Regions from separate parts of the Homo sapiens genome. Here region 1 is linked to region 2. The links are chromatin contacts, found by Hi-C in ENCODE. All regions are on one chromosome and are shown on one strand. The core of a region is the stretch at or near the end of the contact, and the rest is flanking DNA. Distances in the headings are between cores, read along the strand shown.

What was found. Hi-C counts contacts between places; a loop is a spot of excess contacts on that map. Pooled maps may share reads with other maps.
Region 1: a loop to region 2 is called in a map of PC-3, with 5 times the contacts of the local background. The contact joins the promoter of KLHL13 here to the enhancer-like site in region 2. A Hi-C loop is called at or near these places in 2 of 168 maps with a recorded cell type or tissue (PC-3 and endothelial cell of hepatic sinusoid), 4 of 37 single-sample maps with no recorded cell type and 2 of 50 pooled maps.

What each region holds. Positions count from the first base shown.
Region 1 is chrX:118,114,569-118,119,860 of GRCh38, reverse strand. KLHL13 (kelch like family member 13) reads left to right here and starts at 3,051. Exons shown (of 8, transcript NM_001168302.2): 1 at 3,051-3,353.
Region 2 is chrX:118,063,827-118,070,015 of GRCh38, reverse strand. All of the region lies in intron 1 of KLHL13 (kelch like family member 13), which reads left to right. Among named protein-coding and RNA genes, the nearest start is that of KLHL13, 50 kb to the left of the region's middle. Within about 2 kb of position 3,040, at least 2 of the 41 ENCODE cell types and tissues checked have a DNase peak (open chromatin) inside an H3K27ac peak, as active enhancers do; they include PC-3, where a contact is called at or near this core.

The sequences.
Region 1 (5,292 bases), core at 1,802-4,301, 50 kb before region 2:
CCTAAGATTCTTGTCTTCTGTTATACATTCTCCACTTAGGTATGGTTGGGACCTGTGAATATGCTGGGCTATCACTCTTGTGATTAGGTTACATTATGTGGCAAAGGTGAAGAGATTTTGCAGATGTAATCAAGGCACACAGTTAATTTTTGAGTTAATCAAAGGGGTGATAATCTTGGGTGGGCCTGACTTAATCTGGTAAAAGACCTTAAAAGAGGCACTGGACCCCTCCTGAGGAGAAAGAAGTTTTTCTGTTGGCCTTGGCTAAGTAGAACAACCATGTTGTCAACTGCTAATGGAGAGGGGCTGCCTCTAGATCCAGTAAATGCTACGGGTCTTAATTCTGTAACTGCAAGGAACTGAATTTGGCCAACAATCTGAATGAGTTTGGAAGAAGATTCTGAGTTGCACATGAGAACACAGCCCAGCCAAAAACTTGATTGCAGCCTTGTGAGACCCTGAGCAGTGCTCCAAGCTAAACCATACCTGGACTCCTGACACGTGGAAACAGATAATTAATGTGTGTGTTTTTAGCAATGAACAATAACTAAGTCAGCGGATACTCTAGCTGGCATTTGAAATGCTTCCCATTATGTTCGTTTGCTAGACCTGCCATAACAAAGTATAACACCATAGACTGGGTAACTTAAACAACAGAAATTTATTTTCTTGTAATTCTGGAAGATCAAGGTGTAGGTAAGTTTGGTTTCTTCTGAAGCCCCATCTTGTCTTGCAAGTGGTTGCCTTCTCACTGCATCCTCACATGGTCCTTCCTCTATGTGCATATATGTCTAAGTCCTAAACTCTTCTTAAAAGGACACCAGTCATATTGGATTCGGGCCCATCTTAGAGACATTACTTTAACTGAATTACCTCTTTAAAGACCTTTTCTCCAAATGCAACATACTCTCCCATGTGTTATCTTATTTGAAACCCAAAACAATGCTGTGGGGCATATCAGACCAGTATTATTTTGCTCCCCACTGGAAATTTGGGAAAACACTCTCAGAGCACTAACTTAATGTCACATAGCACATAAATTGTCTTCTGACTCTGAGTCTAGTGCTCTATCCAGTAGATTAAGTATTCAGATAAAGCATCCGAACCCAAACAGCAATGGACTTCTATTGGATAAGCATATTTGTAATATCTTATTGCCAGTTCTTTTTCTTTTTTCTTTTTTTTTAAACTGAGAATCTGTGCAAGCTACTGGCAGTTCAAATGCAGATCCTGCAGTTGCCCCCATCTCAACACCCTTGCTATGAGGGTTTTCTCTTTGTGTAGATAAGGGCTGCTTGGCCCACACTGGATTATCCCATTTTTACTGGCATTTCTGTGGGAGAAACTTATTATAAAGTAACCCCACTTGAACCTTTTTATGGCAGGACAAAGCAGTGACTCGAGTGTACACCAGCTCAGTTTGTACTTATTTTTTTTTTAACCTGTGTGCCAGGTTTTTGATACATGCTAAAAGTGATTGTTTGGAATATATCACCTCAGTGAGATTGTAAACTTCTGTACAAGGTGCTTTCTACCCAATAAGCATTTAGTGTGTAAGGTAGGTATACAATAATTATTGAATAAGCATAGTGGAGAAGCCAGTGGAAGCATTCCTGTTAACAAAGGGGAATTGGGTTCAATACACTTGCACGTAAAAGGTAATAATGCAAATTCTATGTATATTTGGAGTTCTTTGATTATTTGGTAAAGTCCAACAATGTGGTATTATCTTTAGTTCTAGCAAGTTTTTGAGTAGCTGATTATTCTCAAATTTACCTAAAACCTACTACTAGAATTTCAGTGTATGTAAGTTGAAATACAAAGTCAGCAATGTTGAAGATCTCAGATCCCAGAGGGAGAAATCCTAGAAAACATAAAGATTCCACACTCACCGCATCACTTCCTTAAGAAGAAGAAGAAGAAAAAAACAGCCAAAGAAAAAAAATCACAATAGTGATTAAACTGGTTGCTAAGAGCAAACTCCCTTTATTTTCCCAAGGAGGAGTCTGGAATTATAAGTAGAAAGGGCAAAGGAATAGGTGTAAGAAGGTGGCCCCAGGCTGTAACCGTCAAGAAGGCAAAGAATGAATAGAAGACAAGCAAGGGGAAAAACAGGCTTGACTGGGGTTTTTTTTGGGGGCTAGGCTGATAGAGCAGAATCAAGATTCTGACTTAGAAGAGCAGTCCCACCAGAGTTTGGAAGCAGTTTGCATAGTGGTTAAGAGCCTGGGTACCAGAATCACACCGCTTGGGATCCTGAGTCCCGCTCTGCCACTTACTATTTATGTAACCTCTGGCAACTTGGTTAACCTATACACCTCAGTTTTGTCACTTGTAAAATGGAGACAATAGTGTGTAACTTGTAGAGTAGCTGTGAATTAGGTAAGTTGATGCTTCAGTGCTTGGTTCATAGCAGACGCTCAGTAAAATGTTAAACTGTTATTTGTAGTTTTTATCCTTCCTCTTTCTTAATGTTGTGTACTGCAGCAGGGAGGGGGAGGGATGAAGCGCTTATCCCACTAGAAGAGTGATATTTGTGTGAGAGCCTGGGTCAGGCTTATTTTGAGACGTGGGCCCCACTGAGGTGAGGTGGCACCGCTTCCAGGGCACACCCTTTGCTCGGGCCCCGCCGTGACTATGAGGAGGCCGAGGCCACGGCTGGCAGAATGCACGGGTGGACCTCCTTGGAGTGGCTAACCCGGGGCGGCTGCACTGTTGTCCCTGGATACTTGACACTTTTCACTTTTTCTGCCTCCCGGCACTAGAATCCATGTGGGCTCACACCAGAGCCTCCCGGTTTCCGAGGCGTGAGGGCCACTTAGCGGTCATTCAGCTTCAGGGTCCGGCCCTGTCACGCTTTCGCTACAGCCTGGGAGTTCCGTTCGGACCCCACACACCGTCCTAGCCCCGGCTCCCCGCCACCCTGCCTCCCGCGCAGGCGCCGCCGGGGCCACCCCCGCCGCCATGTTTCCCCCGCCCGCGCGCTCCCCCCCCCACTGCCCCCTCCCTCCCCAACTGGGTTCCCGCCCCCCTCCCTCAGCAGCCCCCCCACACCCTGGTGAGGTCAGGCGGAGGCTCTGCCGCTGCGGCCGCAGTAGCTCAGCTCCTATTCCTGGGAAGCCTGGAACGGGGACTTTTGAAAATAACTGCAGCGGCATTCGGGTTAGGGTCCGTGCTCTCCGCCTGCGCCAGGACAGGGTGAAGTGGTCGGGGCGAGCAGAGGGTGCGAAGGTGCGGGTGCTGGTGCCTCGCAGCAGGAGGGAGCCCCGGCTGCGCCGCGCGACTCCCTCTTTGGCCCTCGGAGCGCAGCACCCGGCGGACAAGCGGCGGGACGCCAGGACGCGGCGAGCAAGGTGAGGCAGGGTCCTGAAGTCACAGGGGCTCCAGCAGCCGCTTCCCTGCCTTCGGACCCGGCGCTGCGCGGTGCGCGGCGAGGAGTTGCGATCTGTACCAGGGGCAGAGGAGCAGAGGAGCAGGGAAACAGCTTCATTTTGCCCGCCGCCCCCTCTTTTTCTCCCGCGTGCTGGTGCGCGCCCTCATCCTTACACCTTCGCATCCCTTTCTGCCGGTCCCTCTGGCTCCGTCGGACGCCTGGGTTCTTCTAGGACCCCAGAACCCGGCTTTCCTGTGCTTCTTTGTCATCTCTCCAAGATCTTCTCCTCTGGGCCTCGCTGTTGCTGCCCTGACGGTCTGGGGTCCCGCTGCCCGCCCCGGCCCTACTGTCTCTTGCCCTCTAACAGTTTCTGCTTTGTGCCTCCTAATCCATCTCTCCTTCAGAATCTTCTAACTTAGGAGGCTCCTCTGCTGGCTCCCAAGTCAGGAGCACACTCCTCTTCTTCCTCGAAGCTTTTAACTTAGCTCTGAATGTCTTCAGCTCTGAATATTTTGACTTTTTTGTTTGTTTGTTTGTTTAATTACAGTTGACTAATGATTTTCTTGGAGGCTTATAGTCTAGGCTACAGTTTACTGAAAGTGATGAGATCATTCCTTCACTAAATAGCCTTAGTAAATATCAACTAGGGAACTTTAAAGTTTCTTTCTAGGTTTCATTAACTTAGTCCAAGAACAATAGCCACTTAAAATGTATGTATATATGTTGGTACGCAATCTTCGTACATGGTCCTAAATCTGATTCTTCCCTGGCTGCTGAGCAGGCCTGAGAGAGAGGATTGGTGGGAATTGTGATGCCTGGCTCCATTTCTCTAATTGTAAACTAGGATGTTAATCGTTTTAATGTAGTCAGAGGACTTTAGTGGTTTGGGATAAAGTCGCTCAAGTTAGCATAGGCTGGTAACTAAGCACATTGAATGGAGACTAAGAGACGCTGGGATTTAAAACTGTCTCTGGAGGGCACCTGCTTTCTTTTTTTTGAAGCCACAGTTTCTTAACAGTAGATTTCATGTTTGTATAAACCCTCTAAAAGCAGCATATTTTAAAACCACGTAGTTACAAAAAAGACTACTCACTCTTAGCGATATCGCTTTCTCCCCATGTAGTTGTGGTGTTAGCTCCCATACTGAGGTTCATTTGCTCACTTTCATACTGCAATTAGTGTGTGAAGAAAGCTGAATGGAGAAGCACAAAGTGGAGGCAAATACCAGTGAACAAGCACATGCTGACATACGCAGCTGTGTTTTTGGAAATAGACTGTATCTAGTGTTCAAATTTAAAAACTGAGAAAAATGAAATAATTCAGCATTTATGACATCATTTTACATCTAAAAATATTAGCTCCCTTAACTGCAAGTTCTTATTAATATCCTCATACTTAACGGTAAAAGAGTTGTTTGCCTGATGTATGACCAAGTGTTGCCATTGACACAGTGTGCACTAATTGGCAGCAATCTCAGAAGAAACCAGGTTGTGAATGAAGATAATGGCTAAATTTCACTGTCCTGGTAGCACGTCTTATGGCAGTGAGATGAGAGTAGTTTCTGCTGCAACATCAAATGATGTATTTAAAAAACAGATAAATAAGAGCTTCAATTATTAAAAAGCCCAAGGTTTTCAATCTGCCATTTTTATAAGCACACTTCAAAAAGTGTAGTGTGATTATATAAGGCTCAGTTGATGTTCTGAAGAAAGTAGTTTTCACAAGAAAAGTAAGGCCTATTGCTTATCAATTTAGTTAGATAACTTGCAGATGATTTGTAGTTTCCCAATTGATTTGGTAAATTCCTGAGTTTACTTGAGGTTTATTAAAAAATGGAATGTAGTAGGGAAAGGGTACTTATTCTAATAGGCCCACTTTCTAAGTCTGTAATTTTCTTAGCAAACTATTCTCAAAATACA
Region 2 (6,189 bases), core at 1,791-4,290:
TATTTGTGTATCTAAATATATCTAAGCATATAAAAGGTATGGTAAAATATGGTATAAAAGATAAAAAATGGTACACCTGCATAGGGCATTTATCATGAATGGAGCTTGCAGGACTGAAAGTTGTTATGGGTGTCAGTCAGTGAGAAGAGAATGTGAATGCCTAGGATATTATTGTACACTACTATAGACTTTATAAACACTATACATTTAGGCTTTACTAAATTTATAAAAAATATTTTTTCTTTGGTAATAAATTAGCCTTAACTTACTGTAACTTTTTACTTTGTACACTTTTTAATTTTTTAAAACTTTTTGCCTCTTTTGTAATAACACTTAGCTTGAAACAAAAACATATTGCACAGCTATACAAAAATTCTTTTTTTATATCCGTACATATATACATATAATTTCTTTATATAAGCATTTTTCTTTTTTCATGAACTGGAAGAATTAATATTGTTTTTTATTTGTATAAATGTAAGGGGTACAAGTTCAATTTTGGTACATGGGTATATTGTATAATGGTGAAGTCTTGGCTTTTACCATATATATGCCTTTTTCTATTTTTAAAATTGTTTTTTTTTTTTTTTTTTTTACATTTTAAACTTTTTTTTGTTAAAAACGAAGACACAAGCATATACATCAGCCTGGGCCTACACAGGGTTAGGATAATCAATTTCACTGCCTTCCACTTACACATCTTATCTCACTGGAAGGTCTTCAGGGCAATAACGTGCATGGAGCTGTCATTTCCTATGGTAACAATGCTTTTTTTCTGGAATACCTCCTGAAGGGATGTGCAGCTGCTCAGCTCAGCAAAGGCACCAACTCCCAAGGGGGCAATTTTCAGTTTCAGTTCAGGTGAGGGTGTGTGTGTGTGTGTGTGTGTGTGTGTGTGTGTGTGTGACTCTTCTGGATGGCCCTGTTTTCACCAGGATGCAGGGCTCCACCAAAGCGCTGTTTGCTCAGCAGCAGAGTGCAGATTCAGCTCAGGTCCCTAGGGGCAGGGTGCAGGCATGGCTGGGAGAAGATGGAGCTGTTCTGCCAAAGTATGGGTTCCCCAGGAGGGACTGCGCAGCCTCAACTCTGCCTGAGGGGATGGGGGAAGGAGTGGGTGGAGCAGTTCCACCATTTCTTGGCCCCACAGGGAAGGGACAGTTGTTCACAGCTGGACTTGAGGATATAGGGCCACTAAGCAGGGGTGGTTTGAGGGCAGTTTAGTCTCAGGGAAGAAGATGTGCTGTGACTACTCGTACTCATCCTGGGGCAAGACATACTCTAGCATTAGCTCTCAGTGCAGTAGCCCTGTGGGCCACTTGGGGTGGGGCACAGTGTTGGCTTCTTATCTGTGGGGGGAGCACAGCTTTGTGGTCTCTAGGCAGCTCCCTCAGCTGAGCTTAATGCTAGTGAGGACTGCAGGGGACCCCAGTAGTGAGGATTGTAGGTATCCAAAGGGTTGATGGGGGCTGCTGGGATCCTCTTGCCTACCTTTGCACCATAGAGAGAAGTTCCTTCTGGTTCCCAGGTTATCTCACATGGGGGATGGGGTGATGGAGTCCTAGTATTTCCTTCCGTTCTTTATGTGACTCTCCTGAGTTTCTGTGCTCACCAAGGTTTGTGTTACTCCTTTGACGCACCCTGGTGTTCTCCATTAGTTATTTTCATTAAAATATAGCTGTTTATTTGTTGTTTTGCTTGTCTTTATGGAAGGGAGGAGGGCTAGGGGCTTCTAGTCGGCCATCTTCCTCTCTACCCATTGTGCTTTTCTAGTGATACTGTTCTGAAGGCTGGATCCAACAGAAATTGTGTGTGTGCAGAGATGTGTAAATAAGAATGCGATATTATAGTCATGTGTCACATAACCTTTCGGCCAGTGATTAACTGCCTACGAAATTGTGGTCCCATATGATTATAACGGAGCTGAAAAATTCCTATTGCCTAGTGAAGTCAGATCCCTCCTAATGTTGTAGTGCAAAGCATTCTTCACGTGTTTGTGGTGATGCTGGTGTAAACGACCCCACTGTGCTGCTTCTAGTGGTATAAAGGTATAGCAATACTGTTATATATATAGTACATAATACTTGATAATAAATGACTGTGTTACTGGTTTATATATTTACTATACTTTCTATTGTTATTTTAGAGTATATTCCTTCTATGTATACAAAAACCTAACTGTAAACAGCTTCAGGCAGGTCCTTCGGAAGGTATTCCAGAAGAAGGCATTATCATCATAGGAGATGACAGCTCCATGCACGTTATTGCCCCTGAAGACCTTCCAGTGGGATGCGATGTGGAGGTGGAAGACAGTGGTATTTATGATCCTGACCCTGTGTAGGCCTATGTGCTTGTGTCTTAGTTAAAAAAAAGTTTAAAAAGTAAAATAAAAGTAAAAATTGAATAAGGATTATAGAATAAGGATATAAAGAAATACAATATTTTTTACAGCTGTATAATGTGTTTTAAGCTAAGTTATTACAAAAGAGGCAAAAAGTTAAAAAAAATTTAAAAGCATATAAAAAAAGTTACAGTAAGCTAAGGTTATTATTGAAGAAAGAGAAATTTTTTTATAAATTTAGTTTACCTAAGTGTACAGTGTTGATAAAGTCTACAACAGTATACAGTAATGTCCTAGGCCTTCACATTCACTTACCACTCACTTACTGACTCACTCAGAGCAACCAACTTCCAGTCCTGCAGGTTCCATTCATGCTAAGTGCCCTATACAGGTGTACCATTTTTTATCTTTTATACTGTATTTTTACTGCACCTTTTCTAAGTTTAGATATGCTTAGATACACAAATACTGACTATTATGTTACAGTTGCCTACAGTATTCAGTACAGTCACATGCATTAGAGGTTTGTAGCCTGTGAACAATAGGCTATACCGTATAACCTGGGTATATAATAGGCTATATCATCTAGGTTTGTGTAAGTGTATTCTATGATGTTTGCATAATGATGAAATCACCTAATGACACATTTCTGAGTACCTATCCCCATTGTTAAGTGATGCATGACTGTACTTACAATGAGAAACTATTGGAAACTCTCTATGTATATACCAATGGGAAGAATAAAGAATTGTCTCATTGTGTTCATGGGCACGTACCTTAATGACTAATGATTTTGAGCATCTTTCCATATATTTATTTGTTATTCCATATATCTTTGAGTATGTGTTCAGATTTTTGCCCATTAAGGAAAAAAACTAGATTTTCTTTCATTGTAGAGTTGTAATTTTTTTATTGATTCTGGATGTAAATCTTTCATCAGATGTGTGGGTTGCAATTTTTCTTCCTGGTTTGTGGTTTGTCCTTTCATTTTCTTGGTAGTCTTTCTCAGAACAAAATATTGTAATTTGATAAAGATCATTTTGTCAGGTTTCTCTTTCGTAGATCATGTTTTTCATAGCTACAAGATCTTTGCCTAACCTAAAATCCTGAAGATTTTCTTCTATCTTTTCTTCCAGAAGTTGTATATTTTTGGGTTTTATATTTAGATCTGTGATCCACTTTGAGTTAACTTAAAGCAAATAAGATTTATTTGCTAGGAATACTTTTATTTGTTTAACTCATAAAATAAATATGTTATGAAAATGTGTTACTAGGAGTTATTGCCTCCAGTTGGTATTTTGGAAGCATGGGATTGTTAGTGACATTTAAGCTCTTTTGACCCTGGCCAGAAGTTAGAACTATAGTTGATTTCATAATTTAGTGACTTAAAAGTGTGTAGTATCTGGAGCAAATCGTTTCATGAAAGAATACTTACCAATATTTATTTTTACTATTTTACCCCTGTAGTTCTGTTTCATTAAAAATAAACACTTGTCCTGACCCACTAAACAGATTTCATGTCTCATGACTGGTTCCAGATAATTTAAAAAGCATACTGGCTTAACTATCTTCCTGAATTGGAACTCACAATCTTCACCACCTCCACTACTAAATAAATATTACCTGTCATTACCCTTTTCTGTCTGCTTTGTAACAATTCTACTTGGTTTTTCTCTAAGCACAGTTTAATTTTTGTTATGACTTTACAAATTTTTAGATAATATACTATCAGCTATGTTGTCAGAAAAAAAACAGTAAATGGAGTAATAGAAGGAACTTATTGTGATACTGTAGAATTTTAGTATCTATTAAAATAGCGATGTCCAGCCCTGGAGGAGCTATAACTCTTCCGTATTTGTGTTTCATTACCTATTCCTGTCTTAGTTGAGTTTCTTTTACTTCTATGTAGCAGAAACACACTGGAGCTTGCTCTAGCCTAATGGAGCCTAGGGAGGCCAAGGGCAGGAAGCTAGAAGGGCTCAGTAACTTTGGAAGCTATTCTTGCTTCTTGTATCATTTGTGTTCCAGGCTACGTTGGCTCTGTTTCTTTTTATGTGAGTCCTTTACACCTCTGTCTTTCTGAAGACTGGCTTTCTCTGATTTCTCTGTGCATATGACTGCCCTGAGACCCTGGGATTACTTCTGGCCAGACTAGAATTGCTCTGCTCCAATTCCCAGGAGAGATAGTATATATAATTAGTTTAGGACAAGTTCCACTTCTGGTCTAATCAGCATGGCCCAAAGGTAGTTAGATTGGAAAGAACAACCCATGTTTGCCTTGTGGGTAGATGGTATGCAGTTCTCAGAGACTGAGAAGGGTGCTGGGTCTACTGCAAGTTCACAAAATGCTGGTTGGTATACATTTACCTTTTAAAATGAATTTTAATTAATTTGGTTTTCAGAATGTAGAAGTTTATAAAAAGTTCATTGTATATTAAAAAAGACTGAGTTAAGGATTACAAAACTAGAAAAGTCACACTGACATCAAAGGATGACTATTCTTTTATTACTTTCATGTTAAAAATAATTAAGCTTATATAACAAATTTAGTCAAATATATTGACCACAGAGTACTCTTTATTTTCAAAGGTGGTAGTCATCCACATAGTGAACGTCTTGTCGATCCAGCAGTTGAAGGTGTTATAGGCTAAAGAAAATTAATATTTAAAATATTAGACATGCATTACAAATTTACCTCTGAAGAGTTTTCATTTAGATATATTAAAATTCCAAGTTGTAGGGAAGGGAAGATATGAGACCCAACATTTATTGTGTTTCTGCCTAGTCAGTCAGTTAACATATTTTATTTCATTCAGACCTTATAGCCACCCTTTGAGAAGTAGGCGTTGTTATCCTAGAAGCAGTGAAGAAATTAAAACACACAGAAAACAGCTAGCAAATATGTAGTGAGGCTAGCATTTAAGCTCAAGTCTGTGTGACTCTACAGTTTCTTCTCTCTTCACTCTACTGTTTGGGGGTATGAAAGTATATTTATTAAACTTTTCTAAAAGAGGCTATAAGTAGGACTATACAGAAGCTATTCAGTTCATTTTCTTGTCTGTGTGCTTAAGACAGTCTCAGTGTCAAACATATGATAATCATTTCTCCATATCTGGAGCAAAAAGAGAGTCATGTCAGTTACCTAATGTTAGTCACTTAAGCACATGGATTTTTTAGAGGTCATTACAGTGATAAATCAATATTTTAAAATAGCAGTGGCTTCTTCAGTTTGGAGAGAAATGTTTTTTAACCTTATATTCTAAACCTTAATGCATGCTAAATTGGGAATTGGAGGGAAAAAGGGAAAGCTGACCTTTCTTTTTTAGTCTGAACAAACAAGAAGAGGAAAGCAAAGACTGGCTAAATAGTATAAGGCAGTATTTTAAGCTTTCCATGTTTATTCACTTGAAACCTGTTATTTTTCAAAAACACATTTTTAAGTGAAAAATCAGAAAATATATATGCTTTAGAAATTATTGTTAAAGACAAATTTTGTAACATAAATGCTTTATGTAATAGTTACATAAAACAAGTTTAAGTTGTCTGGTATTGATGATATAGAGGAAAAACTATCCTTCAAATATTTGTGAATTTTACCTGTGAGTTAATGATGGTTTACCTTCTAATTTATCAACCTAAATGGCCTTGTCCAATACAATTAAAATGAACAATTATTTGGTTTATTGTAACTTCAGACTTAGTCGGAAAAAAATATATAACAGCTGCTAGGGTGTAATTGCTAAAATAACTATAATAATTTTTGTCTCTGCATGGTGAAGAATATGCATTAAGACTTTAGCAAAAGATAAGACTGTGCTCTCTTTGTAAGTAGTCTGATCAAATGTGGCTCA